7 separate regions of the Homo sapiens genome follow, and all the other regions are linked to region 3. Evidence: chromatin loops called from intact Hi-C (ENCODE). Cell type or tissue: Panc1. All regions are shown on one strand. Each heading gives the region's core, and the rest is flanking DNA. Links, peaks and the distances in the headings are about the cores only. Region 1 overlaps LOC105375211 (a long non-coding RNA gene). Region 2 overlaps JAZF1 (JAZF zinc finger 1). Region 3 overlaps JAZF1 (JAZF zinc finger 1). Region 4 overlaps TAX1BP1 (Tax1 binding protein 1). Region 5 overlaps HOXA13 (homeobox A13). Region 6 overlaps JAZF1 (JAZF zinc finger 1). Region 7 overlaps JAZF1 (JAZF zinc finger 1).

Evidence for each region. A loop is a pair of places that touch in the nucleus more often than their neighbours do. Peaks named below come from ENCODE experiments on the same cell type or tissue, not always from the same donor. Only the 100,000 strongest peaks of a DNase experiment are listed, where the experiment ranks them.
Region 1: it touches region 3 in a loop (7-fold over the local background); 20 of 110 quality-filtered maps call a loop at or near these places.
Region 2: a loop joins it to region 3, with 2.6 times the contacts of the local background. A loop is called at or near these places in 31 of 110 quality-filtered maps.
Region 4: it touches region 3 in a loop (2.8-fold over the local background); 24 of 110 quality-filtered maps call a loop at or near these places.
Region 5: it touches region 3 in a loop (13-fold over the local background); 77 of 110 quality-filtered maps call a loop at or near these places.
Region 6: it touches region 3 in a loop (2.5-fold over the local background); 12 of 110 quality-filtered maps call a loop at or near these places.
Region 7: it touches region 3 in a loop (2.5-fold over the local background); 12 of 110 quality-filtered maps call a loop at or near these places.

What each region holds. Positions count from the first base shown.
Region 1 is chr7:27,687,136-27,691,586 of GRCh38, forward strand. The region is part of intron 2 of LOC105375211 (a long non-coding RNA gene); the gene reads left to right. Among named protein-coding and RNA genes, the nearest start is that of HIBADH, 26 kb to the left of the region's middle. In Panc1, for the core only: CTCF peaks have their summits at 2,624 (motif pointing right) and 2,839; a DNase peak (open chromatin) is centred at 2,672.
Region 2 is chr7:27,926,536-27,930,986 of GRCh38, forward strand. The region is part of intron 2 of JAZF1 (JAZF zinc finger 1); the gene reads right to left. Among named protein-coding and RNA genes, the nearest start is that of TAX1BP1-AS1, 190 kb to the left of the region's middle. In Panc1, for the core only: a CTCF peak has its summit at 2,747 (motif pointing right); no DNase peak of the experiment used is centred there.
Region 3 is chr7:28,018,387-28,022,837 of GRCh38, forward strand. The region is part of intron 1 of JAZF1 (JAZF zinc finger 1); the gene reads right to left. Among named protein-coding and RNA genes, the nearest start is that of JAZF1-AS1, 160 kb to the right of the region's middle. In Panc1, for the core only: a CTCF peak has its summit at 2,127 (motif pointing left); a DNase peak (open chromatin) is centred at 2,135; H3K4me3 peaks cover 276 bases; H3K27ac peaks cover 3,610 bases.
Region 4 is chr7:27,782,473-27,786,923 of GRCh38, forward strand. TAX1BP1 (Tax1 binding protein 1) reads left to right here. Exons shown (of 17, transcript NM_006024.7): 6 at 2,691-2,839; 7 at 2,927-3,017. Among named protein-coding and RNA genes, the nearest start is that of TAX1BP1-AS1, 44 kb to the left of the region's middle. In Panc1, for the core only: CTCF peaks have their summits at 2,181 (motif pointing left) and 2,405; a DNase peak (open chromatin) is centred at 2,129; H3K27ac peaks cover 1,317 bases.
Region 5 is chr7:27,194,513-27,198,963 of GRCh38, forward strand. It overlaps HOXA13 (homeobox A13), which reads right to left. Exons shown (of 2, transcript NM_000522.5): 2 at 1-3,930. The coding sequence ends at 3,686. Among named protein-coding and RNA genes, the nearest start is that of HOXA13, 3.4 kb to the right of the region's middle. In Panc1, for the core only: CTCF peaks have their summits at 1,868 (motif pointing right) and 2,126; a DNase peak (open chromatin) is centred at 1,889.
Region 6 is chr7:28,091,330-28,095,780 of GRCh38, forward strand. All of the region lies in intron 1 of JAZF1 (JAZF zinc finger 1), which reads right to left. Among named protein-coding and RNA genes, the nearest start is that of JAZF1-AS1, 87 kb to the right of the region's middle. In Panc1, for the core only: CTCF peaks have their summits at 2,488 (motif pointing left) and 2,711; no DNase peak of the experiment used is centred there; H3K27ac peaks cover 404 bases.
Region 7 is chr7:28,075,929-28,080,379 of GRCh38, forward strand. All of the region lies in intron 1 of JAZF1 (JAZF zinc finger 1), which reads right to left. Among named protein-coding and RNA genes, the nearest start is that of JAZF1-AS1, 100 kb to the right of the region's middle. RefSeq lists an enhancer at 1-2,224. In Panc1, for the core only: a CTCF peak has its summit at 2,540 (motif pointing left); a DNase peak (open chromatin) is centred at 2,523; H3K27ac peaks cover 2,820 bases.

The sequences.
Region 1 (4,451 bases), core at 347-4,346, 330 kb before region 3:
TAACATTTTCTGTATCTTATCTATAAATTGATTCTAAAAGTTGAATCATAATTAATAACACATTTATTATTTAGACTATAAAGGTATTGTTCAACAGAGAGCCAGGAAGCTTGCTTTTTTTCAAACTATAGATTCCATTTAGGATTGCTGTATACATGAAGGAGAATGCTTCTGACATCATAGTCAACTAGATTGTTTTTGTTTTTTTGTTTTTGTTTTTGTTTTTTGAGACGGAGTTTTGCTCGTCTCCCAGGCTGGAGTGCAATGGTGTGATCTTGGCTCACTGCAACCTCTGCCTCCCGGGTTCAAGTGATTCTCCCGCCTCAGCCTCCCAAATAGCTGGGACTACAGGTGTGCACCACCACCCTCGGCCAGATTGTTTTTTATACTCTGCCTTATACTGTATTGTATTTCCTTTATACTCTGCCTTATACTGTATTGTATTTTCCTTGTACTCTAAATACAATATAATCCTTGTACTATAAATACAGTATAATATACAATTAAGTTATACTGTATTTTAGATTGATTAATATGAGGAATACAACTTTATTTCAGCATTTTTGTTTTCCTGGAGTTTCTAATTGCCTTGCTTTTTTTTTTCATGAAAAAAAGAACATGCTTACTTTCTCATATCCAAATATCTTTCAACATTTTATTTATTCTACCTATGACATGGGATTCTTTCCTTTCTTACTGAAAATATTCTTTTTAGTCCCCACTGAATTCTTGTTCCAATTTGGAAAGACTTATTTCTAGGCCCGCAGTACCCAAAATAAGTTCTTTTTATTTAACTCCTGAGTAGTTCCACATTTTCTGTATTCTAAGTCATTTTCTTTCAGATTTCCCTCCCTCTTATTTTTTTCTTGGGTACATCAAGTAACTTCCTAAGAAAAGGAGTTTCTGAGACCTAAAGTGTCTTTATCTTCTTCTCACGCTTACTTGATGGTTTGACTCCAAGTTCTCCAGCCTCAGAGTTTCTCTGAAGTGCTGCCGGTCAAATTCATTCCTACTGCCACTGAAGCCCCTCCCGACTGTATCTGGGTTATGGCTTCCTTCCTTCTGTTTAATCCATTACATGATTCCATCTCTTTTCTGACTTCCATAAATTTAAAACAAATCTCATCTGTTGGTGATTCTCATTCCATTCTCTTCATTCTTGTCATTTTATTTCCTTTCCAATTTTTGTTCCTTTATTGCCATTTTAATGGCATCCAGATCAAATACATGTGTACAGTCTGCTATTGAAAATAGAGGCTTCTCCCTTGTCCTTTTTATTTTTTAGAGTCGCAAAGATTGTGTTGTTGGTTGTCATCATGCATAAGAATCCACCTTTCTACTTTTTCAACGAGCCAGGCACTATAATGTATGCCTGTAATTTCAGCTATGTGGGAGGCTGAGGTGGGAGGATCACTTGAACCCAAGAGTTTGTAACCAGCCTGGGAAACACAGAACGACTCCATTTCAAAAAAGAAAAAAAAGAAGTAGCTCATGGTAAGATCTAACCTCTTATGTAATCATATAAAATTGAACTATATAGGTGGGAATAAAACGTTACTTTCCAAAAATAGTATGCAGTTAGCATTTCAACATGGCTTTAAAGTCTCACCATGGATCTCACAGGAGTTCACTTGTCTATTTGTCACGAAAGCATTTAAGGAAATAACTGAATGAGAATTCCTATTAAGCACTGGTGACAGCCTGAACTTTTTGTAGCATTGATGGAGTATGATTTAGGGTGGAGTCATACTAGTCTGGAACTAAGTGAGTGCAAGTGGAATGAAATGATGCATTATTCATATTTTGTTATTATTAGCAATTAATTACAAACATATTACCTAGAAGTAGTGGTGCGCTAGTAAATGTTTAAAAACTGACTCTTCAGGGAATAAAAGTGTGCATACATATTTATATGTGTGTGTGTACATATAAGTTTATTATAAATTTCGTGACATAAAAGATATAGAGCGTACGATTTACAAATAATAATAAAATATACAATACTTTTATTGTGACTTCATGTAGCCAATGGATTTGTGAAGAATGCATTTGTTAATTTTTGCCAAACTTTTGTTTCTGTAGCCAACATATGGTTACAATTGAGCAATGATTTGACAAATGGAGTTGCATCTCAATCTGCTAACTCTTTCCCCAGTAAATCTTTTGTCATTAAATCTGACATGTGTACTTTATTTTTCATGATGGCTTCATTTAACAACCAGCTTGCAAAATTCCTGAAAATTTAATACTCAGCTCTCACAATCTGGTACAAGCCAACTCCAGCACACCGTCACTTACAACTCCACTTCACTTACAAACTCCATGCAGAGAAGTTTACACTCCTTCCAAACTCCACTTACCAACTCCACTTCTCTGACTTGAAGGACAAAATGAGGAGCCATCTATTTTTGTTATCCAAATAATACTTCTCTGACATGAAAATATCTTTCTTCTCTGTAATCCCATCTCTCTGACCATTCCCACATCCCACCATAGGAAATCCATACACCTCAGGGACTGTACAGTCAGGTCTGCCTCTAGAAGAGAAAACCAGAAATTTGGCTCAGAGTGGCACACTGGGCTAGATCTAGGCTGTTGCTGGTGTCATAGCCACATGATGGCACTATTGAAACACAGGTGTTGCAGCTGCCTCAATACCCCCTCCATACCCAGCCCCCAGCTTGTCCTCAGTCATGCAAAGCCTACATCTCTTCTAAAAACCTCACATCTCTGTCTCCTTTCACACCCAGTTCCTTTCAGTGCAGGAAGTTCCTTAAGTGCCAAAAGCCCATGGGCATTCTGCTTGCCTAAAAGTCATATCACAGGACCTTCCTGTTGCATCTGTCCTGGCAACTTCTACCTTTTGACATCTGATTTTTAGACTCTGTCATCCATAAGTCACCAGGGCCTTCTCTGTCTCTCACTGATGCAGGCAATGCTTTGTCCGAATACCATTCCAGGGCCTGGGTTCAAGTTCTTATAATTTGTGTGTCCTTATTTATTTGTGTCTTTCTGTCTTCCATTGTTTACTTTATCTGCATGGCCTGCTCCATATGAGATCCTAATGGGAAAACTTGATTGTTTATCATTTTCCATAAGAAATCCAACACAACTCAGCATTTTTATGTTTTGGTAGCCTCATTGAAGTGTTCCCAGTTTCATATAAATATCACAGGGAAAGACTCTAATTGGCCCCGCTAGGGTCATATGCCTACTACTGGGCCAGTGTGTGGCCAGGAGGATGGAATACTACGAATGATTAGACCTGCATCGCATGACAACTTCTATGATGGTAAGAATATAAATGAAAGCCCAGAACTGCATGGAGTGAAGGAGGAGCAATATCCTCAAAGAAGTGGGAAAGTATTACCTGAAGATGGGAGACAGAAATACCGAGAGGATAAATGCAACAAACATTTCCTACTGGTAGAGATTTTACCCTTCCTTATGGCTAGTTCTCCTTTTTGGGATGTTTTACAATTCATGGAGAAAATAGGGAATTATATGCTTTGGGAAAGAATGGTAAAATGAAAACATATTTACCATAAAGTGATGCTGAAGAATGTCCTTTGAAGCATTCCTTTGAAATATCAGCTTATCTATTATGAAGCTTGGATTTTCACCCATATAATTGGCATTATCAAAGCAGGGGCATGATTTTGGCATGCTTTCAAACTCTCTGACATGTGGCATTACTTTAAATTCTCCCTTAATATGCTGTCATTATAATTTAGGAGCTTCAGTGGAAAGTAAAGCAGAAGCTGCCTTATACTACTTTGGTAAAGCCAAAAAATGCAAAATAATCCCACTGCTATTTATTCTACTATTCTAGTTTTATATTTTTGTCTTATAGACTTTTTCATCTCTAAAAATTCAAAACATATAGATTAAAATAAAGAAAATAATTTAACTTTGGAATGTGAGTTCTGCCAATAGTGGAGCGTGTTCACAAAGGAGTTCCTTTTGCCCTACTGATTTTCTGGCGGCCTGATGCTGTTTGCATGCCTCACCACCGGAAGCCTATCTTCTATCTAGCATCTTCATAGCACATGCACTTCTAAAAAGAGTTCAGGGGAGTAGGCTTCAAACTGGATACTCATATATTCCTAGGGTACATGAAGACTTTCCAAAAGCACATTGTGATGGATAGTGCAATCAGTTTCCAGATTCCCAACTTCTACATCTTGGTTTCCTGAGAGCTCCTTTTAAGGCCTGCCAATATCTGCCTTTACACATTCACCCTTCTTCCATCTCAGAGAAGACGGACTTATCTCTCTCCCAACTTGAATCTTACCTTGGTGTATTGCTCTGGCGTATACAAATCTTGAGGATAACTCATAAGGGGATAATTTAAAATGCACTGCTTCTGAGGGGGCTTCTTCTCATTCCTCCCTAACAGAAGAAAGAAGGAAAGAAAGAGAGGGAGGGAGGGAGGGAGGGAGGAAGGAAGG
Region 2 (4,451 bases), core at 337-4,336, 92 kb before region 3:
GAAAAAGTCACCATATCAGCACTCTAGCCTATTTTGTCATCTCTCATTCATTGCCTTCAACGTATGAACACACTCCACAAATATTTGTCAATACAAATGTTGTGTGAATCTCACAACAAAGTCAGTGATGTAGACAAAAAGAATACTACAAGACTCATTTTACAGACAAGGACACTGAGGAATGGAGGCACTGAATGGCTGACAGACAGCACTTCTTTTGAACGAGGAGTTCAAGAATCCTCTCAGGCTGGGGCTCTTCCCAGTTCCTTCCATGTTGGGGATTGGAGGTATGGCAGAGTCCAAATGTAGTGGCAGGAGGCAACAAAGAGGTAAGGTTTCTAGAAGCAGGTATGTATTGACAGCATTGATATCATGACAACAGCAGCCTGGCCCTCTTCTTTAGGGGATTAGACCACATCACTGTAGATTCTCAGGGGACAGAACATCTCCCCGGGAGTTCTTCATTTGTATGGACAGACATACTCCTCCCTTCCATCTTCATGGTGTTGCCAGGGGCAAAAGAATGGGGTGAATTTTTTCTGCAAACTGATTCTGTTATCTTCTAGAAGTTGAGGAACAGGGAGAAGGGAGTAACTGAGTAGCCGAGGATGCACAGGAGATCCAGGAGCTGCTCTGTCTCCCCCTTCAGAGTTTCCCAGGATTCCCAGAGGCAGTGGCTCCAGCACTCTCGTGCTCAGCTGGGAGTCCCCTGTGGAGCCCCCATCCCAATTTCTTCCCTGCACTTCTATTTATAATATTTACTAAAGAAATGAACAAATAAACTCTCACTATTGGGAAGGTCACTTAGGAACATTAAGAGGATGGGCTGCGAAACCTTTCTGCTGTGATTTGAATCCCAGCTTGATCATCTACTCTCTGTGACAATGGACAAGTTTCTCAACATCTCTGTGCCTTAGTATCTTCATCTGTAAAATGAGGATAATAGTATCTTCCTTATAGTGTTGTTGTATGCATTAAATCATATAATAACTATAAAGTACTTATAGTTGTGTCTGGTATATAGTATTTAACAAGTAGTGAGATTTTAATGCCTCCCTCTGCTTTTTAAAGTAAACTATAAGCCTTTGTGGGCAAGGGCCTCATAGAATCATCAAGCTATATTTCTCATTTGAATAACATCTCACAAGAGATGTTTTTTATATTGCAATATAAAAATATAAAAAAGAACTATGAAGAGAAGTTACCAAAAAAATAATTCATAATGGTAGATATGGTAATGCTGTTTGGGTAAGGAGTTCTCAGCACCCTTTAAATCACCCCAAATGCTAATTAGTATCCTACAAGAAGGTCAGAGCAAATTCTAGAGGCAAGAATTTCTTCCCCAAATCAATTTTCAGGAACCCTATGATGAAAACGTCTCATTTTACATGTACTTGATAAAATGAAATAATAATTGAATCTACAAGGCCCACATGCAACATGAGGTCATATAACTTTACGTCAACATGTTTGTGTTTTATTTGAATAGTTCATTTGTATTTATTTAATTATATATTTACTGAAAAGCAACAGAGACTTGTACTAAATTGTGCCAAATGGTATGTGATGGCTATACTTAAAATGCTCAGATTATTTTGAACAGAGGGATTTATTTTCTTCTCATAGCTTTTGGAAGTCTGGGCCTATCTGGTTTCAGTTAGGCAATAGTCTTTGGCCAGCATTTTCTGGTACATTTGAAACTGTTGAACAATGAAAAGTAGAAACTTTTCATTGCCAGTGCAGCTTAAGCCTAATACAGATATAAACACATTTAATAGCACTTTATTTAGGTTCAGCTTTATTATTCTTAACTTTCATAGTAATTTTGAATCACATTGCATTAACAAATTTTTATTGGGTTTCCCAATGGAAAGCCAATTGCAGGCAAGGCCTTTTACGACTGGGATGTCGCAGTCAATCTTAGATTTGCCTTCTAACAAAGAAGAAAACACAATTCTTAAAAGCTTGCTTTTGTTAAGTTCTGATATAGTATGCTCTAAAGGACACTAATTCTTTGTTTTGTTCTTTGCTAGTGCCCATCTTAGGTATTGTGCAAGTACCCTTCTTAAACATTTTTGAGTTACAGCCTTCTAACAGAGCAAGCACATGGATGGAGCTGGAGGCCATTATCTTCAGCAAAGTAACGCATGAACATAAAACCAAATACTGCGTGTTCTCACTCATAAGTGGGAGCTAAATGATGAGAACACATGGACACATACAGGGGAATAACACACACTGGGGCCTGTCAGAGGGCGGAGGGTGGAAGGAGGGAGAGGATCAGGAAAAATAATTAATGGATGTTAGGCTTAGTACCTGGACGATGAAACAATTTGTACAACAAACCCCCATGACACTTTACCTATGTAGCAAATCTGCATATGTACATATGAAAATATGTACCCCTGGACTTAAAAGTTAAAAACAGAGGACATGGCAGTTGGTGACAGGAAGGGCATGGACGATGCTCACCTACAGGCTCAAAATCTAACCTGGGCAAGAGGGGCACGTTCAAGATTTGATTTAAACTGGCAACTCAGTTTTCTTGCAACTGAAAGTATTCTAAGCAACTTATCCCTCTGGACTCCTCTTCAAAACTAATAAATAAAGCAGTCTTCTAGGAGCCAGCTCCTTTAGAGGAGCTGCTATATTCTGGTTTCTGATTTATTTAGTGGTTAAAATATTTCCCTGTGATTTAGGGTAGGGTGGCTCCAGTGGGCAGGCAGCATTGCCCCGTGGCCTGTGGCATGCCCACAGCATATCGGGTGCTGTGGCCAGCAGGGGGAGGGAGCAGAAGTGGCGGCCACCCTGAAAGATCTGGTGGCCAGCAGGCCAGGGAGTGTGTCCAGCAGACCTGTGGAGGAGATCCAGGCTCACAGAATGAAGTGAGGGTCAGCCTGGAATCTTCAATGAAAACCTTCACTACAGGGTATAAGAACCACTTTTACTAAATAGTACCTTAACCACAAAGAAGTTACTTAGTTTGCCAGTTACAAGCACTTTAGCTTATTGACTGTAAGCAGAAGTTTGTAGGTAGAAGAGTACATACAGTACCTAAGAATGTGAGTTTAGGCATGAGCTGTGTGACTTTGGGCAAAAGACTTAACCTCTTGGGTGAAATTTCTCATGGGTAAAATGAGGTTTATCCCATCTGTACATGAGGGATGCTGTCAGGATTAAGTGATTAAGCTGTTGCAAAGCGCAGAGTGAAGCCAAATAATAAATGGCAGTATTATTATTCCTAAGACAGTATAATAGCAATTTTTAAAAATGCATGTAATATATGTGGGAAAAAAGCCTAGAAAGATATACCCCAAAATATCAACAGTGGTTATCTCTGGGGAGCAAAATTTTGGGAGAATTTATTTCCTTCTCTATCCCTTCCTCCATATTTTCTGCATTCTCTCTCTCTCTCTCTCTCTCTCCCCCTCTCTCCCTCCCTCCCTCTCTCTCTCTCTCTCTTTCTTTCTTTCTTTTTGAGACGGAGTCTTGCTCTGTCGCCCAGGCTGGAGTCCAGTGGTGCGATCTCGGCTCACTGCAAGCTCTGCCTCCCGGGTTCACACCATTCTCCTGCCTCAGCCCCCCGAGTAGCTGGGATTACAGGCACCTGCCACCACGCTCGGCTAATTTTTTGTATTTTTAGTAGAGACAGGGTTTCACTGTGTTAGCCAGGATGGTCTCAATCTCCTGACCTCATGATCCGCCCGCCTTGGCCTCCCAAAGTACTGGGATTACAGGCATGAGCCACCGTGCCCGGCCAATTTTCTGCATTTTCTATAATGAACATATATTACTTTTTGATCAGAACACAGTTATTACAATACTAAAATGTATCTTACATGAAAATATAAAGAAAATGGCTACGAAGAACAAGATGAGAAAATGTTATTGCAAACCTGACCACTGTTTTCCCTGACAGTATCTCTGGAACATTCCAACCTTGTCCTTTTCTCCCAAGAAGAACACATTTCAAGTGGTCACACTGAGGTTAATGAAAACAGGCACATTTACAGCATACGAAAAGGCAATACAACACAAGTATGTTCACTTTTTGATAGTTTTATTGGTTTTGTGATATATTTTTTAAAAAGGAAAGACTAAACTTTTCTTCATGAAAAAACTGTTCAGTTATTTTTAGACACTTTCATAAAAACTCAAAATTGTAGGTTTTTGCTCTACCACTAAGAAAATGTTCATATAATCTAAATTTTGCATTCTTTTAAGAAACTATATTTATATCTTACCACTATAGCCCAAATATTCCAAATAATTTTATCCTATAGACAGCCATTTTTTTTAAAAAAAAAAGGAAGAGATAAGTTGACAAAACAATATGCTAAATATAACACAGCCATCAGCAGGACAGTGGTATTATATGACCAGTAATTGAAGTTTTCCCATCACTTTGCTCTCAGAAAAAAAGCCAGTGTTAAAAATCACATCTTTACTGA
Region 3 (4,451 bases), core at 229-4,228:
CACAGGACAGTCTTAGCAGGAGAGAACACAAGATTTCTATTTTAAGAGGATCCCTCTGAAAAGACGGCCCCAGAATCACGGTGACTACATGTCACACTTTGCCAGGGACAGTGCCACTTTATACCCGTTGTCCTAGCATCATTATTAACAGCACCCCATTTCACTCTCCAAAGTGTTGCAGATTAAGGGAAAAATTATACAGTCATCCTATCCAGAACCCATTATTACAACTAACATGATTCACTGTTCTGAGAAACCTGATATGCTCTGTACCAGTCACATCCCCCCAAATACAGCAGAGGCTGAATACAACATATTCTATGGTGGGAAATTAAGCCTGTCCTCCAGCATCGCAATTATAAAAAGGTTCTACTGTGTTCTGGTGGTTTTTTTGAAAGACAGGAAGAAGAGAAAATTCTATAAACTTCGCTCCATGATGTATTCCACATTTTACAGCTGCTGCGAGGGGAAAACTTTTCCACAGATGAAATCTAAAATTTTCGTGGTTCAGTTGGAGTCTGTCCTCACTTGATATGGACAAAAAGGGCCAGTCATTGCTGTCTGTGCAGAGATCCTGAGAGTCCTGTTCTTGAAGAAGCCTGCCAAAGTCACCTCTGAGCAGCTCCAGGTTACATAAGCCCTGTTTCTCTAACCTCTCCTCTCAGGTCTTATTTTTCAAATGTTCAGTCATCCTTGTGGCTCCTCTGTTTATCCTTGCCAAGTTCTTCACACTGACACAGTACTTCTAAAGTTATACTCCAGAAGCCCTCTGCTATTTTCCCTACCAAATCTTTCCAGAAGCAAAGCCATTCTCCTCTGCATCTAAGCCATGGGCCAGGACACTGGAACCGGCGCTGACAAGCCACACTGTACCTCCTGCCTTGCTTCCACCTGTCCTCCTTGGACCAGACCACCTAAAGAGAGGATTAAGCATAATCTTACCGTGTCTGGGGGACAAAGGCACGTAGGGTGGCAACCTCTGCCGGCTTGGATTATGCCCCTTCTCATATTCCACCTTAGAATCTCAGAATGTTGGGGTAAACGCGACCTTAGCAACACTCTTTTCATTTGGTAGATTTATTGAAGGCAGATCCTACAAATTGCTCATAGATGGGACAGAACTCACCCTGGACCGTGGCCCTTCCCCTCTGCTTTGCTGCCCCTCCAACCACTTCATGGAAATGTTACCATCCTCTGATTGATTTATACTGAGCTGAATTTACATGTCTTTTCCTACCCCCCTCCTTGACTTTATTTAGCTTCTTGAGGGCAAATAATATATTTAATAGGTCTCTGTATTATTCACAACATGGCATCTTCCATGTAGCCAGGTCTCTGGGGAGATATTTGCTGAAACTCCTGAATGGATTCTTAAGACTCCTCCTTGCTTTATGATAGAGACAAGAGTAACACTCCCAGGCTTTTGGGGGTCACAGGCTCTGCGACAAACAGACCGGACTCCAAATCCAGGCTATGCCACTAGTTTCCAGGCTATGCCACTAGTTTACCAGCTAGTAGTTAACTAGTTGTAGGAAAGGTATTATAATTCATCTTTCTTCATCAGAATAATGGGTGCAATATACCTACCTCTTTCTGAGGGCTACAAAAGCCTACCTATGTTGCACAGAAATGCCTCAACAGACACATGTTCTGCCCTGAACACCACTTCTCCCTCTTTTGCTTGCTCTGCTCAGCTATTTTCCCTATAGGTTAAGCTTTTACCAAAAAAGAAAAAACATCCTAATAGTGCTGTTCTTACCAGAGATACCATTTTTTCCTCATGCTGAAACCCTCCTTAGATAAGAGATAAAACTATGCTGTAACTTATATCCTTTTGCAAATTTTTAAAGTAGAGTGCTGCGATAACACCAAAATGGGGGAATTCCTAAGGTGACTTGGGACATAAGTAGGAGTGAGGAAAGTATTTAAGCTTAGAGAGAAAAGCGAAGAGAAGCCTTCTGATGAGGTGTGAGCCCATGGAAAACGGCACAGGGAAAATGAATCGGAAATGCAGCCTGTGGGGTAACACTGCTGCAGAAGGAAACAAACGAGGAGAGCCAGCGCCTCCACGGTGCCTTCTCCTCCTGGAAGCAGGAGTTGAAGCCTATGACCCCTAGGACTGATCCCATACTGACATCTTGTGGTTACAAGTGTCATGACACTTACGTTGTCCTACGGCAGGCATGGACATGCATATTCGTACAACAACCATGTCTTCATTTCTCAGCATTTCAAAAGCATCAAACGTTTTCTCAACCCCAAGCTCCCTGTTCTCAGTAGAGGTAGAAGTGAGCGAAGGAACTGCTGATGAATGTGACACTGGCATTTGTCCCTCCCAACTGCATCCATGCTAGTGGCTGAAGCCTCTGCAGCCTTGGCTGAGCATCTCTTCTCCAGCACCCAAGGCTTCTTTAGGAGAATTACCAAAACTCACTGGTTGTTTTAAAAGTGAAATGAAAACTGCAGCTGCTCAGAGCTTTCAAATACCAACCGAACCACTCCCTCATGAAGTCTAAGGGAGGAAGTCAGGAAATAGAAAAGTAACCTGGTTCTTTGGAATTTCAAAATTAAATTTCTTTTCACAACCATACCCCGGAGCTACTCAGTAATGGAGGTGCTCCAGAAACCCTCCATCTTGCAGAATCCCAGATGGTCCTGAGTGCCTGCTGCATTCAAAGCACCTGGGGGATACTAGTGCACCTCAGAGGGCCCACGGTCCAACAAGGGATGGGCAGGACCCCATCACGGTGAAGTAAAGGAAGATTGGCAAGCGGCGGACACGGGCCGAGAGAGTTCTTGCAGGAGACATCAGGAAAGACTCCCATGGGAGAGCAGCATTTTTTCTTTTAGGATGAGCAGTGTGGGGCAAATAAAGTTGTGCATGAAGGCATTTATAGCAGGTGGTTAGAGTCACAGGCCTTAGGAATCAGACAAAACAGGATTTACGCCCAGGCCCATCACTTCCTAACTGTCCATCTGAACATGATCTGTGAGCTCTCAAAACCTTGTTTTCTTCCTCTGAAAAGCAGGGATGAAAATTCTGACTTAATGATGGAGTTGTGAGGAATGAGTAAAATAACGTGTAGAACTGATAACTCGGCACACACTAAGGACACACACCAGTTGCTAACAGCTGGAGGAGCAGCAGGAGTGCAGTGACGGGCAGGAAAGGCCGCCACCGCCTGTGGAAGTCAGGGGCAGGTGAAGACAGTGTGGACGTAGGACAAACAAAGACATGGTGGTGGGGCAGGGTCGGAGGACAGAGGCACTAGACACCAGGCAGGGCCTCCTGACCAGCTCTTGCTCCTCTCTGCTCTCCCAATGTGTCACCTGACTCTTCACTTGGTTTCTTTTTGCCTGTTTATATCCTCTCTCCCCAGGGATGTTATTTTGGCTTTCTGGAGACAAGGGCCCACAGTTCGTCACCATGGGTCCAGCAGAAGGCCCAGGTGCAGAGCAGACATTCACTGAACATTTGGCCTGGCCCCTGCCTGTGCTGGGTCACTTTCAGCAAATTAACTAACCTCTGTTAGAAGGCAGGTTTCTCTTCAGTAAAATTCAAACAAAGAAACAATACTTGCCTCTTTTGGTTGCTGTGAAGATTAAATGAGAAAATGCAAGTGAATGGACAAATGACTGGGAAAAGGCTCAATAAAAGATAACTGCTATGAGAGCCGCACCTGCTAGAGTCCTAGCTGCCAACTTCACAGAAAGCACTGAAGACTGTTTTCTATGAAACCCAGTCTCAAAGACCTAAGGATATGCTCAGATAAATCAGACAGCATTGAACAATATCGTCACAACAATATTTTCTAAGAGATTTGTTAAGAAAATTGGGTTTTCATCTGAATTTCTCCATATTATGTAACTTTCCCACTTCTTAAGCATAGCTTTCAAAAACACACCATGGCAGCACTGCCCTTAACTGCTTTTCCAGAAAAAATCTTTTCAAATTTCCACCAAAAGAATGCAGTTGGCACCACCTTTTCCTGACCGTTCTAACAAATGGATAAACTTTGCTGCAATGAGACAGTTTAGGACAACATCTGCTCCTATCTGCCAACAAAGTTCAGCTGTGGCTTCTGACACTAGGGGAAGAAAATCTCTTCCTTTAAAAAATAATAACATTTATACTTTTTTGTTGATCAAAAATAACAGATGACTACAGAAAAAGTGGAAAATCTAGAAAATTATAAAAAACAAGTTACCCATAATCAACTATCCAAACATAGTTCAGGCTGTGCATTTTACTATATCCTTTACTATTCTCTTAGTCTTCTTTGCATATATATTTTTAAAATGGAGTCAGTCTTATCTTTTCACTTATTATACCTGAAGATTTTCTTTAATATTTCACTGTTGTTGTTGTTTTTGTTGTTGTTTGTTTGTTTTGAGATGGAGTCTCTGTTGTCCAGGCTGGAGTGCAACGGCATGATCTTGGCTCACTGCAA
Region 4 (4,451 bases), core at 295-4,294, 240 kb before region 3:
CTACTGACCTCAGGTGACCCACCCACCTAGGCCCCCCAAAGTGCTGGGATTACAGATGTGAGCTGCCACACCGGCCAAATATTATATTTTTGTCTGGTGGATTTGTAGAAACCAGAGAAGATGTCTTTATAGTCTGTGTAGCTGTCATCATAACTTGGTATTATAGTTGATTTCAAAATTAGGTGTTTGAGAAAAGCCAGATTAAGTAAAATGAGTGATATTTGATTTAAAATCTGACTAGCAATTTTCATAAATAATTGTTTTGTCAATAATTTGTTATTTAAAGTGTTCAGGTGCTAGTTTACTAAATTTTACTCTGTGTATGTGTGAATCTAGAATACCATACCTTTTTTCTAGATAATTGTTAGTGATACTGTATCTGGTTTCTTCATATGCTTTTGTTTATAATCAGAATTTTATTTTTTAACATGAGAATAAATGTGCTCTGTTATTTTAAATACTTTTAAAATGTGTTTAGCCACCTAGATGAATGATTCATAATCTTTTTATCGGGTTATTCATAAGTGAGAGTTATGACTTGTGGGAATTGGTAATAGTGGCTCATGGAAACAGTGATTTTTTTAGTTTAGGAGTGGGAGGAAAGTCCCTGCATGAATCTGAAGTACTCAAATCTCTTTATCTCCCTTTGCCCCAATTTTTATGATTGTTTTCATATCGGCATACAATGTAGCAGGCTTAATTATCTGATGGAGGTTTTCTTTGTTTTAATATTAGAATTATGATGTCCTTTTGGCATGATTTACAAATGACTAAAAGTGTTTTAGAAAAATTGTCTTTTAGATTTTATCTTTTAAAGTTAATTTTTGAAAGCATGATTCCTAGTTGTTTGAAATGGCAAAGCTCTTAGCTTTTTCATGCTAAGAACGACGGAGCCACATTGAAGATGCTTATGCTTAACTCAGACGTGAAAACTACAGGCCTGAAGAATAATCCTTACTTTATCGTTTTCATGTGTTTTGAAAGGAGGCTTGTATGCTGGGAAGCTATCAGGTGCCTTTATGGGCACCAGAGAAAGTCTAAGACGCTTGTTGTAGTCAGAGTTAATTTATAATTCACTGTAAAGTTAACTGACTCAAAGCAATTAGTTCATGATTTACATTCAGTTGCTAGTGATTTTTTTCTCTTTTCCTATGCATTTTGTAGAATGCTGTATACCCGTTATAGGGCTTCATTACTTACAGGATTGGAAAGTAATTTTGTCCTAGGGAGAAATACTTGGGTTAAATCTGTAGTGTATTTGCAGTGCCAAGAGAGCACTGGTGGTAAAACTAAAAATAAAAAAAATGTGAACATTATTTAGAAACCTCTCTGGCCATCTTTATAAATCAACAAGACAAATCCTGAAAATGTGCCCAATTTCACAGCAATCATTATGATTGCAGAGGAAATAAATATTATTTGTTTTTTTCTCTGGTATTATGGCATTGGAACCAAAAAAGCATTTTGTACAACAGTTTTTGGTTAGTGTTACAAATTCAGTCAGACAAACATTTGCTTTGACCAAAAATAAGTCAATAGGGTGTATCTGACTTTTAGAAAATAATGTAGCAATGTTCATATTCTAGCAAGATATTTAAAATGATATTCTATCAAGAAAATACTTGGGTGAGTTCTTTTATGTGAATTAAAGTGAATTATAAATACTATATAATCTTTCATACTTTTAACTTGGCAGAACGGTGATTTTTTTAGTTTTTGTTGCTGGGTAGGTAAGTATTACTGTTTTGGGGAGAAATTTTAAAATTGTTCTTTAATAAAAATAATTTTATCTTAATTTACCAATTCTTTTATAATATAGTTTTCTATAACAAAGCACTTCCCTATATACACTGTTATATTTGAGTCTTATGAATTGTCCATTTAAAGTAGAATATTCCAAGTAGAAATTCAATTCAACATTCAATTTGTTGCACTTACTACCTCTTTTATATTTGTCTTAGTGTCTTTGAATATTTGTTTAGGCCTCTGAGTCACACTGGCAAGAAGATTAGGAACATGGCTTTAGGCATATGTTAGTGCTTTGATGGCAGTTAGTGACCTGTGCTAGAAAAAGTGGGTGTTAACCTTGATGGTGTCGTGTAAGACTTGATATGTCGTGACTAATTTTTAAAATTTTTTTCTCATTTTTCTTGCCTGCCCCCTGGTGGAGAAAAGTTAGTAAAATCAACATACAGGGTACATGAAAAGTCTGAAGGTGGGGGGAAAATGTATATAAATAAACGAATCATTGCTCATGCCTGTAGTCCCAGCACTTTTGGAGGCCGAGGCAGGAGGATTGTTTGAGCCCAGGAGTTTCAGCCTGGGTGACATGGCAAAACCCTGTCTCTATTAAAAAAAAAATTAGCCAGGCGTGGTGGTGGGTGCCTGTAGTCCCAACTACCTGGGAGGCTGAGGTGGGAGGATCACCTGAGCTGTGATTGTGCCACCATACTGCAGCCTGAGTGACAAAGTGAGACCCCAAACAAAAAACAAATTATCGATTAATTTAGTATATGAAAATTTAAATATATGTTATCATTTCAAGTTTTATAGTCTTAGCTTCTCAAATTTGGAGGGAACAAATGTGGGATTAAAATTCTAAGAATACATAGTTTTCTTAAAGATATGCAAATTTGCTTTACTGATTATGTTTCTGTGTTTTCTCAAAATACCTTGTTGTCACTTCTCAGGGTCTTACTGAAGTAACACAAAGCTTAAAAATGGAAAATGAAGAGTTTAAGAAGAGGTTCAGTGATGCTACATCCAAAGCCCATCAGCTTGAGGAAGATATTGTGTCAGTAACACATAAAGCAATTGAAAAAGAAACCGAATTAGACAGGTATTTCTCATGCTTTTAAAAAATAAATTCAATAAAAATTTTAAAACTTTAAAACATTATAATGTTACTTTATCATACCTATCTTAGTTTAAAGGACAAACTCAAGAAGGCACAACATGAAAGAGAACAACTTGAATGTCAGTTGAAGACAGAGAAGGATGAAAAGGAACTTTATAAGGTAATTTATTTTTTACCATATCTATTGCCTGTTGCTTCAAAAGAAATGACCCCAGAACTTAGGGGCTGTAGGTCAGCAATTTAGGAGCAGCTTAGCTGAGTGGTTCTGGCTCTAGCCTCTTGTGTAGTTGCAGTCAGGATGTTGGCAAGGGGTGCAGTCAGCTAAGGGCTTGATTGGGACTGGAGGGTTTGCTTTCAAGATGGCTTACTCCAGTGGCTTTTGGCAGGAGAACCTTCAGCTCCTCTTGAAGTGGTCTTTTCATAGGCTGCTTGAATATCCTCACAGCATGGCAGCTAGCTTCTCTCAGAGTGAGTGATCCAGGAGAGAGCAAGGAGGAAGTCACAGTCATGTTGTATATCACCCCTAAAAGTTAGTTTTCAGGGAATTAATTTGCTGCTGTTTTAGATACTTAACAGGTAGTGTGTAATAAGTTGAAGAGGTTTAATGGAATTAAGATACTTGTTTATCACAATTCATGTAACTATTTTTCCTTTTTAAGAACATATATATATATACACATTGGGGAGAACATTAATTTAGTAATAATCCCATTTTAGAGTTTGACTTTTAGAATATCTTCAGAGATGTCATTTTGTAAAAATATCCTCACTGCTAACAAATCTTGACCGCTTGAAGTTTTGAATTTTTTTTTTTTTTTTTGAGATGGAGTCTCGCTCTGTCGCCCAGGCTGAAGTGCAGTGGTGCGATCTCGGCCCACTGCAAGCTCTGCCTCTCGGGTTCACGCCATTCTCCTGCCTCAGCCTCCCGAGGACCTGGGACTACAGGTGCCCGCGACCACGTCCGGCTAATTTTTTGTATTTTTTTAGTAGAGACGAGGTTTCACCATGTTAGCCAGGATGGTCTCGATCTCCTGACCCGCCTCAGCCTCCCAAAGTGCTGGGATTACAGGCGTGAGCCGCCGTGCCTGGCAGTTTTTATTTATTTATTTTTTTAAGCAACCCTGAAATATAGGGTAGTTAGCTTAATTGTCAGTAATGCTGTGGGTGCAAATTGAGACTTATTTTTTTAAGTGGCTCATAAGCATTTCCTGAAGGCAATTCCAGATGAGGAATTTCAAGAACATTCTGAGTTAAGTCCGTTTCTTGTTAAGTCAATTTAATGAGCTGATGATTATGAACATCAGGTAGCGTTTTAAAGTGATGCTGCAAGGGTGTTGGTTGCTGATGTCTTCAGAGAATCAGGAGTTAATATTCTATCCTTGTGAACAGGAATTAGTCCTTCAGCATTCTGTATATTTAAAGAGTAAAGTGCAAGAAGTAAGTTAATTCATTTCTCCTCAGTACTCTTAACGAAAGCAGGATATACTTGATAGTGTACACTACAGGTCTGTATTTATAATTCCAGTTATTGAATTTGATTTGTATGTGTGTTAGGAGCAAATCAGCAATAGCGAGAGTCATGGGAAAATCAATA
Region 5 (4,451 bases), core at 225-4,224, 820 kb before region 3:
CTTGATTTTTGTTTTTGTTTTTGTTTTTGTTTTAAGGTTTTAGACTGATTGCTATTTGGGCATTAAAGGAGCCATAATAAATAATCCATGCCCACTTTAGGTTATCTGGTAGATCCACAGAAATTTTAAATAGGAGGAGAGTTAGGTAAGATCGACACTATCAATGACCATTTTAGAACTGGGGGGAAAAAATCCCCACAACAACCCTGAAATGTCTTCTGTCATTACAGTTTCAAAAACTAGAGAGAGAAAAAAAGAAGGCTACTACTTTACCCAGGGTTCCTGTAGTGGTGATGGCTTTCGAAAGGGGCGGGATCCCGGCTGGAGAGCTGCTGTTGGCCTCCTTCCTAGGCTCGAGGCTCAGAATATTTCTTACATCTAAAGAAAAATATCCCCTGTCAACAGAAGAGTCCCTTTTGGAGCTGTTCTTAAACACACAGTTTGATCCAGCTTTGAGGGGATTTTCCACCACTTTAAACATTTTGGGAGAAAGTTGTTACTTTGGCTTGATGGCAGCTCATTTGGAAATGGAGTACTGTTTGGAACAAGAGGTGGAGAGGTGGGTCTGAAGCAACATTATCATTTGTTTCCACAAGTGGAGTGAAAATCCTCAGGGCAGCAAAATATAATTGAATTTCTCGAGACCTTTCGATATGTATGTTTCAACACCAGCCTGTTTTTGAGACAGCTTTAGAGACTCTTTCGTAATTCTCATCTATAAAGAAGTTGTGAGTCCTCAGGAGAGGTTGGAGAGGTTTCCGGCAGCCACTTTTGTAACCAATCAATATTATTTTCCATAAAATGATGAATCTGGTTCTTCCATTCACTATTACTTTCCTCTAACGTAAAGATAAAATTAGCCTGCATCTCACAATTCTGCATCCCACGGCTACTGATTCCACCAACATTTTAATACATATGCGCATAGCATAGATTTGACAAAAACACATTATCCTATGTGTATATTAAATATACAAACATACATATGTATTCTTTATGACTCTGAATACAGCACCTGATTGTTGTTAGAGGTCAACAGTAGATATAATATTATTATTATAGTTTTGATGGAAGTTGTTAATATTAAACATATTTATTTATCCTACAAATCAAATGGCAGATTCACAAGCATCAATATAAGATTGCACACCACCCTGGAGCAGTACTCAGCTCTGAGTTATCCAGGATAACTCTCGTTCTGTATCCAATCCTGTGGTCATTTTGTAGATATGAAATATTAAGTCCTCTTTACTGACCTCTCAAGAGGTGGGTTTCTTAGACTTTCTGAAACATAACTCTAGAACTCTAGACTTAGCAAGGCATCTGAATCTTAATTTGCTGTAAAGACTCCTCAATAGCTCTAATTACAGTGTGAGACCACCCTGGAGGGTGAGGACCAGGAAGGAATGGTGATTTAAGAACACATCTTAGACTGTAACAAAAATGTACAGCTTTAAAGCAGATCTGCAGAAATCTGATGCAGAGCAAGCCACTGTGAAGACAAATCAAATTTGGCCATTAGAGAAAAGGAACAAGGCTTCATCTTGTAAAGTACATTTTGTACCTCAATTCTAGAAATCACCTTAAATTACAATATCTTGCGTCATTAGCAATTAATGATATGATATCTGTACAGATTCTACAAATATATATACAAGCACACACAAGCACTAATATGCAAATGTATACATGTGTACACATATTATATATATTTACATATATACAGGGACATGTATAATTTACATATATTCAAATTTGCTCCAGCTGGAGCCAAATAATTGAGTACTGAATCTCTAAAGTCAAGGAGGTAAGAGCTCTTGATTCCCTTGGTTGAAGAATTACAAGGAGGCTTGTCAACGCGAGGTGGCGCCCTTGATCTACTAATCCAGCTAAGGCCAATTCATGAGCTGTCAAAAGTCAAGGTCACAAATTGTCTTTTTTTTCGTCAAGGTCAAGGTTTAAGGCCTTTCGTAGTCCTGTCATTTCAACAAATATCAAAACCTGCCCTCTCAGACACATGCAGACCCAACAGCAGATTTTAAAATACGACAGCCTAGGCATTGCTGCTACAAAACAACTGGTTTTCATTTTCCACAGGGAGCCTGGGAATTCATACTATCTCTTCCTCCTTTCTTTTCTCTCCCTTTTGTAATACCTGACACTTTAATCTCCTTGAAGCACTTATCATTTTTTAGGATTTTAGTTATGAGGGATTTCTCCCTTTTCTTAAAAATTTGGTAGCAAAAGAAGTACTGAATAATAATAAAGAATGGTCCTTGGTTTATATAAGATAAACCTGCTCCTTTTCTTTCTGTGCAGTGCACATTTAGCATAGGAAAGTAAAGAGTATTTTCTGCAGATTTTAATGGCAGTGACTATTTTATTAACAATTAATATTACGATATCACTATCTACAGGTCTAAGGGTTTTTTTTTTTCATTTTTAGTAGAAATATTTAAAAAGCAGGTGCACAAATACATTTTCACAGTGTGCTGAATGTCTTTATTTACAAGATATCATTCTATAGTGAATATGAACAAAACGAATGTGCTGGTTGAAATAACTGCTTGATTAAAAATGTGCTGTGAAGATGAATCACTAATCTTTCTAATGCACTCTGATAACACAATAAACATGGAAAAATACTAATCCCTTAATAGATCAAAATATAGAATATAGACACCTAAATATTTCAGGGGAATGAATTTTCATTCTGAGTTTTCTAAAAAAGAAAAAAGAAAAATGATTTCTCCAGCAAATGTTTAGCAAATATTGGGAAATGCCAATTCAAATGAAAAAACGAATTGTGTTCAAACCAAAGTCCATCATGTTGGGATGGAAACTCTCGGGAGATCTCACATAAAGTGAATTCTGTGGATCATCTGATGATGTAAACATTTTCAAAAAGATACAAAATCCTTTGGAAAATAACGGATATTGGAGCAGTAAATATAGTTCAAATGCCACAAAATATGCTTGTTATAAGCAATTAAAAATTATTCTTAAAAAGACATTACCGACCCGGGTTCTCTTGTAGCCTGAAAGGTTCAGCTGGTTGGTTTTACTATACTACCAAGACAAATGATCCTCAGAAGAGTTTTCTCTCCCTTTCTCCCTTCACAGCAAATATTCCAAGATCATTATTTCAGTACCTTCTCGTTTCCCCTCTAAATCTATACATAAAATGTTTTGCAGAACGTACAACAACGGTAGGAATTTCACTAAGATTTACCTGAGCAGACGCTTAACATGCAAAGGGAATGGCGACCTAAGAAGGACAAGCAGATGTTTACAATGGCCTCTTGCGTTTGTAACCAACTTCCAGATTATTACCATCTAACGCAGTGTCCTAAAATGTAACGATCACTTAAATACTTACAAGATTTCAGTAACTGCGTAACTTATCTGAAATTGCGTATTTTGGGGGTTGACGTTTGACATTTAACGGGCTGGGCTGATGGGGTTGGCGGAAGAACTGGCAGTCTTTACCTTTCTTAAAGTTTTAAAACAGTTGTAGATTCCATTAAAGAGAAAGAGATCTCCTTCGGGAGAGGAAAATGCCAGTCTCTGTCTCTTTCTCTTTCCCATTCTTCAATTATTATTAAGCATTATTATCATTATCTGGGCAAAGCAACGAGTTCTGAAGCGTTTCTTCAAGTTGCCTTCTTGCTCTATTTTTAATCCATTAACTAGTGGTTTTCAGTTTGTTGATGACTTTTTTCTCTTTAACCCTCCTGTTCTGGAACCAGATTGTGACCTGCCGCTCAGAGAGATTCGTCGTGGCTGATATCCGCCTCCGTTTGTCCTTAGTAATGAATTTATTCGTGGCGTATTCCCGTTCAAGTTCTTTTAATTGCACCTTGGTATAAGGCACGCGCTTCTTTCTCCCCCTCCTATAGGAGCTGGCATCCGAGGGATGGGAGACCACGTCTAGAAGACAAGGGAGAAGGCAAGTTACACAGGGATCGGACCCCAGCCAGGGCATAGGCGACAGCTCGATCTGAGCCACCCGCCTTGCAGCGCCCGGCTGCTCTTTGCCACCCGCTGTACAATCCTGTCTTCTGCTAAAGCCTAGAGGGTCAGTGGGGAAGGTAGTTAGTTCTGAACTGAAATGAAATCACCCAGGGCTCCAGTGACTTCCCCAACCCGGCCATCCTGCAGGAGCAGCGCGTAGGCAGCCTCGAGTGATAGCCTGGTCCAACGGCCCACACCTTAGCGCCAGGCTCAAGGTACAACACTTCTGTGCCTGCCTCCTTTCTGGGTGCCCGTCCCAATACTCGAAGCTTCTACACTGAAGCCATTTTTGAGAGAATGAATAGGGAGGGGCAATTTGGGGAGCTGTTTTCTGGTCAATTTCTCATCCTTAAATTGGTGTCAGGGGCTGGGGAGGGCGGGGCGCAGAGGGAGAGGGAAGCTAGCCGAGGTCTCCACAAGCCACCCCTCACCCAGGG
Region 6 (4,451 bases), core at 104-4,103, 73 kb after region 3:
TTATTTTTCACGACTATTTAAAACCACAGTTGTTAAACTAGGTATTTATGAGGCATTTTCCCTTGCTCCCAATATGCTACCATAACAATTTTCACCACTAAGAACATTCTTAAAATAGTTTAGATTTTTTTTTATTTAGGTATTTCCCATTAAATCCACTTTTTGAGAAAAGAGAATACAGTTTTACTTTCTTTTATGCTCTTAAAATCAACTTAATACTAACCTGAATAAACAAAGTCCTGAATGAAGATTTCAATGTAAGTTAAATATACATATATATTATATATATATAACATATATATATATACACACACACAGACACACACATATATATGCACATGCAGAGAGAGAGAGAGAGAGATCAAAGGAAAATCTGTTTAATGTAAACTTTATTACTTTGGGGTTTTAAAATTCAGAAATACACTTCAACATTCATATTGCTGTTAGAATAGTCGGTGTGTGTATGGCCCAACTGGAAAATATTCTCTTGTTTTAAATGATGATGGGTCCTTGAATCCTGTGTAATGGAACTTAAAAGACTCACACCTTCTACCTTAGCATGTCAATAGGTCAAAACCTTGTAAAATCAACTTGGCAATAACATTTCATGCAGTCCAAGTATGTTACCGTAGCAGAAAATTTGCTACGATGGCTTAATTACACAAGTACATGGCAACATTCAACTTCTAGTGAGAAAAGGTTTAGATTTGGGGAAACTTTTCAATATTTTCTCTTTCCTCTCATTGAGGGTATATTTGGGTTATTACATATGACTTCACATATATATGTAAACACAATGTTGTATTTGTGTATATATGTAGACACTGTAATTACATATATAAAGGGCACTCAATGGGTAGGAGTCAATGTTTAAACTATCAACTTCTAATTAGTTTCAATTTTTTTTTTAACCTGACAGCAATAATCTAAACTCTAACATCCCATTTCAGGGACAAAAGGCAAAAAAAAAAAAAAAAAAAAAAAAAAAAAAAAAAAACAACTAATGTCAAAGTAGAGGAAGAAGGAAATAAAAAGATCTCATTTTTAGAAATGACAGCTCCTTATTTTGGCTTCTATTTAGTTAAAATACACGGTTGGACTGAGCTTTGATGTTATATTGCCTGTTCAGAAAGGGATAAGCAATATTAAAAGTATATAAAAAATTAAAATAGGGAAGAAAAGGAAAAGAAACTGCTTAAACTACTTCATAGAACTGCTTTTAGAAATTTCTGGCTGGATGCGGTGGCTCACACTTATAATCCCAGCACTTTGGGAGGCTGAGGCAGGCAGAGTGCTTGAGCCCAGGAGTTCAAGTCCAGCCTGGGCAACATAGTGAAATCCCATCTCTACAAAAATACAAAAAGAAAAAAAACCAAAAAAATTAGCTGAGTGTAGTGACTTGTGCCTGCAGTCCCAGCCACTCAGGAGGCTGAGGTGGGAGGATCACCTGGGCCTGGGAAGATCGAGGCTGCAGTGAGCCGTAATTACACAACTGCACTCCAGCCTGGGCAGTAGAGTGAGGCCCTGTTTCGAAAAAAAAAAGAAAGAAAGAAAAGAAAAAAAGGAAATTTTTATCTAGAAATTTCCATTCATAGACAAATAATCAAAACATTATTTCATGTAACTTAAATATCTTTCCTAAAACATATCCCTGAAAGGGTTTCTACAAAGTGTTCTAGTTGCCATGTGCACTGGAAGAACACAGAAGGGCACAATCTTTTTAAAAGCATTTTAAAATTTTGATGTTTTAATACTTCAGTGTGACTTATCACCCCTTACTTCCCACCATTAATTAGCATCTGTGAATTTGGTGTTTGATATGGTTTGGCTGTATCCCCACCCAAATCTCATACTGAATTGTAGCTCCATAATTCCCACATGTTGTGGGAGGGACCAGGTGGGAGATAACTGAATCCTGGGGGCGGTTTCCCCCATACTGTTCTCGTGGCAGTAAGTCTTGCGAGATCTGATGGTTTTATAAGGGGTTTCCCTCACTCGACGCATTCTCTCTTGTCTGCTGCCATGTAAGACATGCCTTCTGCCTTCCACCATGATTGTGAGGCCTCCCCAGCTACACGGAACTGTGAGTCCATTGAAACTCTTTCTTTATAAATTACCCAGTCTTGGGATGTCTTTATCAGCAGCGTTATCAGCAGCGTGAAAACAGACTACTACAATGTTGCAGACAAAAAAATTACTGATTGGATAACTTCAAACTTATCTGAAAAACTTGATTCTTCATCAATTACCACTTACATATGTTCCTTTCAATTTACTAAAAATTTCTCCTGGTATATGACCATTTCACATTGCTAAAATCCAGTCAGCTCTCTCAGGCGGCGCGTTCACTGGGTTGTTTTGCCCATTCAGGGGGAAATGAAGAGAGTGCCACAGTGATAGTTCACTTCTCACCGAGCTTTGGGCAAACCCAAAAGACAGGTGCCTGCCTGCAGATGCTTGTCCACTGTCTCTTTTCAAATGCTGTAGCGCCCCCCTGTGGCAATGCCTGCAAACAAGCCAATAACAAGAATGCCTTTTAGAATGAGCTGCAGACAAAAGTAAGGGTGTGGGTGGGCAGGAGCCAGGGAGGGAAGAATGCATTCAGTGCTCAGGACAACTTGACCCTCCCTCTTCAGTATTCCATATATTCATTCGCAAAGCTTGGAACTTAGATTCTTGTGTGGCCAAAGCAAGAGACAGACATTAACTATGAAAGCACATAAATAAAATTATTTCAGACAGTGATAAATGTCCCCACCACTCAGAGGTTCAAAATAGGGTAAGGCTATGAGACATGGTAATATGCATAAATCAGCAATGTAACCCTCTGAAGTAGAAGTCAACATTCGATCTGCTCGGAGGCAACAGACATTTGTATTTCTTTTTCGGATCAAGAGAGGATCTAAAAGTAAATCGTTGTCTGCCTCCCCGATATCCCTTCTTCCCTTTTCCCATCAATACAGATCCCTAATGTTCACTCAGAACAGAGGCTACATTGCCAGCCTGAAGGTCCCACGGCTGGCAAGGAACAAGACAGAAACCAAAGGGCTGACTCGCCAAACATCAGCAGTCTCCTTTCCAGCCCCGGCACCGAGTCTCCAGGGCTGCTCGCTTCTGCCTATCCGCTCCGTAGCACGAAAAGCCTGGAGAGGCTTGGCCTGGCCTGGGTTTCTGTTCTGACACATCAGCTAACTTTTTTGCGACCCTATACACATTAATAACTTCTGTCTCCAAACTGTCATCTGCTGAAAAGCAGCCATTTATCTTACAGGAATGCCATGGGGGAAGAAGGAACCCAGTAGGCACCCAGCACTTGAAATTTTCTGGCAGAAGGAACATGGGCAAGCAGACCCGAAGCTTCTCCTTCCAGGCAAGAACACCTGCTTCACCTCCACTTATTCATGTTTTGCTTATGGTGCTTTTTAAAAATTATTATTTTTTATTTTTTTTGCCAGCTCAGCCCCACCCTGTGGCCAGAGGGGACCAAGGGCCGAGCTGCGCCTGCTCATGATGTTTTAACAATGCCCTCTTTCCTCCACTGCCCTCAATCGTCCTACCAAAGCTCCCTTAGTAAGACGACAAGGAGGAAACACACAGAAATACATGTGGAGTCCCAACAAGAAAGAAGCTCCATCCAGAAAAACTGGCACCCCAGAGAAGGGCACAGTCTCTATGCTTTGGCTTACCTGATACCCACATGTACCCCAAGGGTGTGCCATCTCCGAATCTGAGAAGCTCCCACAGCACCAAAGCCAAACCACTTTCAAGGCTCCACGCAACCTCTCCCATCTTATTCCCACAAGTCTTCAGTTTCATCCCAGTCCCTCTCTTCATTCTCCATCAAGAGCACCACAATCATTCTACATATTTGTTCACTCTGTTGGGCCTCCTAGGCAAGCCCTGTATTAGTCCATTTTTATACTGCTATGAAGAACTGCCCAAGACTGGGTTATTTATAAAGGAAAGAGGTTTAATTGTCTCACAGTTCAGCATTATCGGGGAGGCCTCAGGAAACTTACGATCATGGCGGATGGTGAAGGGGAAGCAAAACATGATCTTCACAAGCAGGGAGGAAGGAGAAGTGCCAAGTGAAGGGGGAGGAGCCCCTTACAAAGCCATCAGATCTTGTGAGAACTAACTCACTATCATGAGAACAGCATGGGGGAAACCACCCCCATGATTCAATTACCTACAGCTGGTCTCTCCTTTGACACGTGGGGATTATGGGGAGTATAATTCAAGATGAGATTTGGGTGGGTACACAAACCCTAACCATATCAAGTCCCTACCTCAAGGAGTTCTCTGGCTTTCTGCTCATCTTCAGTCCACCTGTCCTTCTAGCAGAGCCTCTGCTGCCTTCCAACAGGTAATCATGGTCCCCTCCGCTGAACGTCAAATCCCTGTGAGATCCTAAGAGGGCATCAGTCAGCTTAGGCTGCCATAACAGAATA
Region 7 (4,451 bases), core at 182-4,181, 57 kb after region 3:
TCTACAGGTATTCAGAGCATTTTTTTTCTTTTGGACATAAAATGAATCCATTGTACAAGAATGCCTTCTCCCCATTCTCAGTGCAGAGACAAAGCTGACAAGCTTAAAAGTGCATGTTTAGGATTCTAGACTTGGTTTAACTCAAATGGCCTTGATTGGATGGGGTCCCTCTGCAGTATTAAAACTGCTCTAATTGCATTCTTCAAGCCAGCTGAAGGCTGACAGCTTCCGCTCCCGGCTCATTATCAGAGCACTTCAAGGGGCTCCATTATGAGCAGAGCACCTGGTCCAAATTTATTTCAACGGCCCAGAGCAAAATGGGAAGGTGCTTAATGTTCAACCACAATGGTGACATTTTTATGAGATATCCAAGGTTCAGAAACAAATAAATGAAAGGTTTGAAGGGAGCATGAACAGAAACTGTGACAATAAAAATTCAACATTGATATATCAATTTAAAAACATATACCACCCATACACTTGGGGTAAGGCCAAAGGTTCAATGCAGGCTAACCAGAAAGAAAAAGAAGAAAAAAGGTCAATACTCAACTCCTCCCATGACTGGCTTTGCTAAAAAAGACTGATGAAATTCTAAAAATGTTTAAGGAAATCAGAATGAGATGCGAATTCTGAATTCCGGTTAGGATAACAATTATGTTATCTATCTGCACCAACATGAGAACGAAAGAAAATCCAAGTGGAATTCAGAGTGAATGCTAAATGTATTATGTTCATAGTTTTTCTCCGGTTTGCTTACACAATTGCTGTCTTTCTCTCTCTCAAAAAAAAAAAAAAAAAAAAATCCCGTGTGGAAATGAGTAAGTTAATAATTCCTTACAGATGTTTCCATAAGAAAACATTGTGCAAATATATATTTAGAATTTTTTAATAAATGTATAATAGGGAAATTTTTCCAGGTAGATCATAGCAGGTCCAAAGTAAACATGACATCCTATTGCATAAATCCATATCTAGAGACTGCTTGTCAAGTGGGATTTTGCTCTCTGCGGCTGAGTACTTGCAGAGATCTTAGTGTGTAGACGACAACCAATTTTAAAGCCCGAAACCCAGCTGCAGAGCATTAGAAAGCTCTACCCTCCACTAAGAATCTGTTTAAAGAATGTTAAAATAAATATTTGTATTCTTTCACTAAACACAACAACGACACTTACATTGGAATCTAAGAAAATGATGAATGAAAAATTATAACACCGGCACTTTACAATGGGAATGCTGACTAAATCGGAACTATACAAACTGGGAGGATTTACTCAATGTTTAGTCTCTTAAGAAAAAAAGAGGAGGACAATTAATCAACTACATAGAAATTTTTTTCAGCTATTAGTTGCTTTTGGTCTTGTGATTTTATCTTTCTCAAGCATTTTCCCTATTAAGCCGACCATACAGATGTGCAATACATTAATCCGCCAGACTATAAAGGCTTTAATTATTTTACTGATTTAGAAAGGCAATTAGGCAGCACCTATTTTTCACGTATTGATTATACCGACTCTGGTTTTAGATCTGAATTCATGAATCATCAGGTAACTGGTATAACCACAAAAAAAGGCTACTGGAGCCTTTTTTTTTTCTACAACAAATAAATAAAAGCACTTAAAATTAATTACCTGATAGAACCACCTTAACTACAAAAAAAAGTGGCAAAATCCCAGTAGAATAAATTTGGTATATAAGTCCTCCAGCAAAGTGACCACTTGTCTGACTGCTTGCAGGCCACCCAGTGTTAGGTCTTAGAATTTGGGAGCTTAGAAAAATCTTCATCTGGGTGTACAAAAACAGGGTGCTTTGTTTTGGTTCTGATTTAGCCTTGCTTCTGCCTTTACTGTATTCTGCTCTCTCCTTTGAAACTACTTAAAGAGCTGGAGCTCTGGGAGTCCATGGGGAATTTCCACGTTCACCATGGAAACTGAGGAAGTGGTAATTTGGATTATGTACATCCGGGTCCTGATTTCTCCTTCACTTTGACCTCTTTCTCCTCCCCATCTACTATTTAAGACCCACTATGTAATCTAGCTCAAAATAACTGAGACTGCAATGATGGCTGTGCATGGTGGCACTTATGAGACAAATAATTCCTGGCCTTTCCCATCTTTATGGAACAGAAGAAAACATAAGTCTTGAAAGTTTTCACAAGATGCTGTGTTAGATGAAAAAAATTGAGAATTTTTCCCATAGAACAGATGTTTCCTAGGTTTGTACAGCCTCTCAACTGTACATTAGGAAGTCACTCGTATGATGATAATGTACCACTTACGGGCAGGATGGTATAGTGGCAAGAGACTTGGATTCAAGCACTGCATGGCATTTATCAGCTGTGCAACTCTATGCAAATTATCTTTAAGCCTTTCTAGCATTAGTTTCTCCATCTATAAAATGGGAGCGATTATGCATGCTTCACCCATCACAGAGAACTGCTGAGACCATCATATGTGCATGTGAAAATGCTCTCTAAGCTGGAAACTAGTGTCATAAACGTCATTTCTTTTTGCAGAAGCCATCTCCATGCAATCACCTACACTGCCCTCTTGCGGTAGGCAGGCTGCATTGCTACTCAAAGGCAAAGAAAATTATTTTGTGAACTGAAGATTGTATTACTACCAGATTAATTTCATGTAACCAACTCTTAATTGCCAGGCGAATAGAGAGAGGGCCACTTGACATGAAATATACAATTCAAAGGATCTACTTGGGTTTTTTTTGTAATGCCATTTATGAACAGTGAATCCGGACACTATACTCTGGCCCCTTTTCTTGCACTACTAGTCCATGATAAAAATTTTTGAAAAGTGGAAAACACTGGAAAAGAAGAGAAGCAGCAGATCAGTTGAGTATTGGTGAAAAGTCCTACCTTCCCTGTTACTTTGGACATGGATATTAAAGCCAGTGAAAATGTTCATAAAAATTGTAGGAACAAAAAGCCATCCATAGTTTTGCCTGTACTCTAGAACTAGAATAACTGACTTTTAGAATTGGTAGGGACCTGAGATGCCACATTGTTCCTCCTCCTTTCTTTACAGATGGAAAATCTAAAATGCCCATAATTTTTTTTTTTTTTTTTGAGACAGAGTTTGCTCTGTTGCCCAGGCTGGAGTGCAAGTGGCGTGATCTCTGCTCACTGCAACCTCCACTTCTCAGGTTCAAGCAATTCTCCCGCCTCAGCCTCCCAAGTAGCTGGGATTACAGGTGCCCACCACCATGCCAGGCTAATTTTTAAAATATTTTTAGTAGAGACAGGGTTTCACCAAGTTGGGCAGGCTGCTCTTGAACTCCTGACCTCAGGTGATCCGCCTGCTTGGGCCTCCCAAAGTGTTAGGATTACAGGTGTGAGCCAACCACACCCGGCCATGCGCATAATTTAAAAGATGTACCTCACTTGGACTCTGATCACCAAATTCCATCACAGCAACCACCTTCACTTGGAGCTGCCTCCCGCTTCTGTTTTTATCACTTCTTAACTCAAAATACATCTTCAATCCCATTTTTCTCTGACAGACACTGATATAGAATAAGAAATACTGGAAAACTAAGCCACGAGGAGCAAAATAAAATATAAATATCACTTAAGGGAATTCATTATGAGAAATCATAAAACTGACAAGTCTCCTGAACAAAAATGACCTGAGAGTTTACCCATAGGTTAGCAAATATTAAAATAATGATAAGGATGACAACCACAAGCAAATCAATACATGCTTGCTGATGAACTGAGTAGGAACTTAAGAACTTGGCGCCTCTCTAAAATTTTTAATTAGAAACATTTAATTGTACTCACTATGTAGTAGGCCATGTTTCAAATGCTTTCTTCTAATCTCATCACAACATCCAATATGCTGTTAATAACCTTTATTGACTGCAGCATCGGTTTACGAACCCTGCTGATTGTTCAGCTAGCACCATGGATCAGGGAGTAATCTAGATGCATAACTCAGAGATACTGCTGGTCTGGTTCCAGACCATTGCAATAGCAAATATCACAATAAAGCAAGTCACACTAATTTTTTGATTTCCCAGTGCACATAAAGTTATATTTACACTATACTGTAGTCTATAAAGTGTGCAATAACATGTCTTTAAAAAGTATATATCTTAATTTTAAAATATTTTATTGCTAAAAAATACTTTGTAAAAATGCTTATAGTCATCCAAGCTAGATCTTCTGGATAAATTGTTGCAGCTTCTCCATCAGCACTTGCTGCCTCACTTTGCACTTTCACCTTACGGAGATGGCTTAGTTTCCTAAACTTCATGAACCCAACTTCTGCTAGCTTTCAACTTTTCTTCTGCAGCTTCCTCACCTCACCCAGCCTTCATAGAATTGAAGAGACTTGGGGCCTTGCTCTGGATCAGGCTTTGGCTTACGGGAATGTTATGGCTGTGTTGGTCTTCCATCCAGAACACTCAGACTTTCTCCCTATCAGCAATAAAGCTGT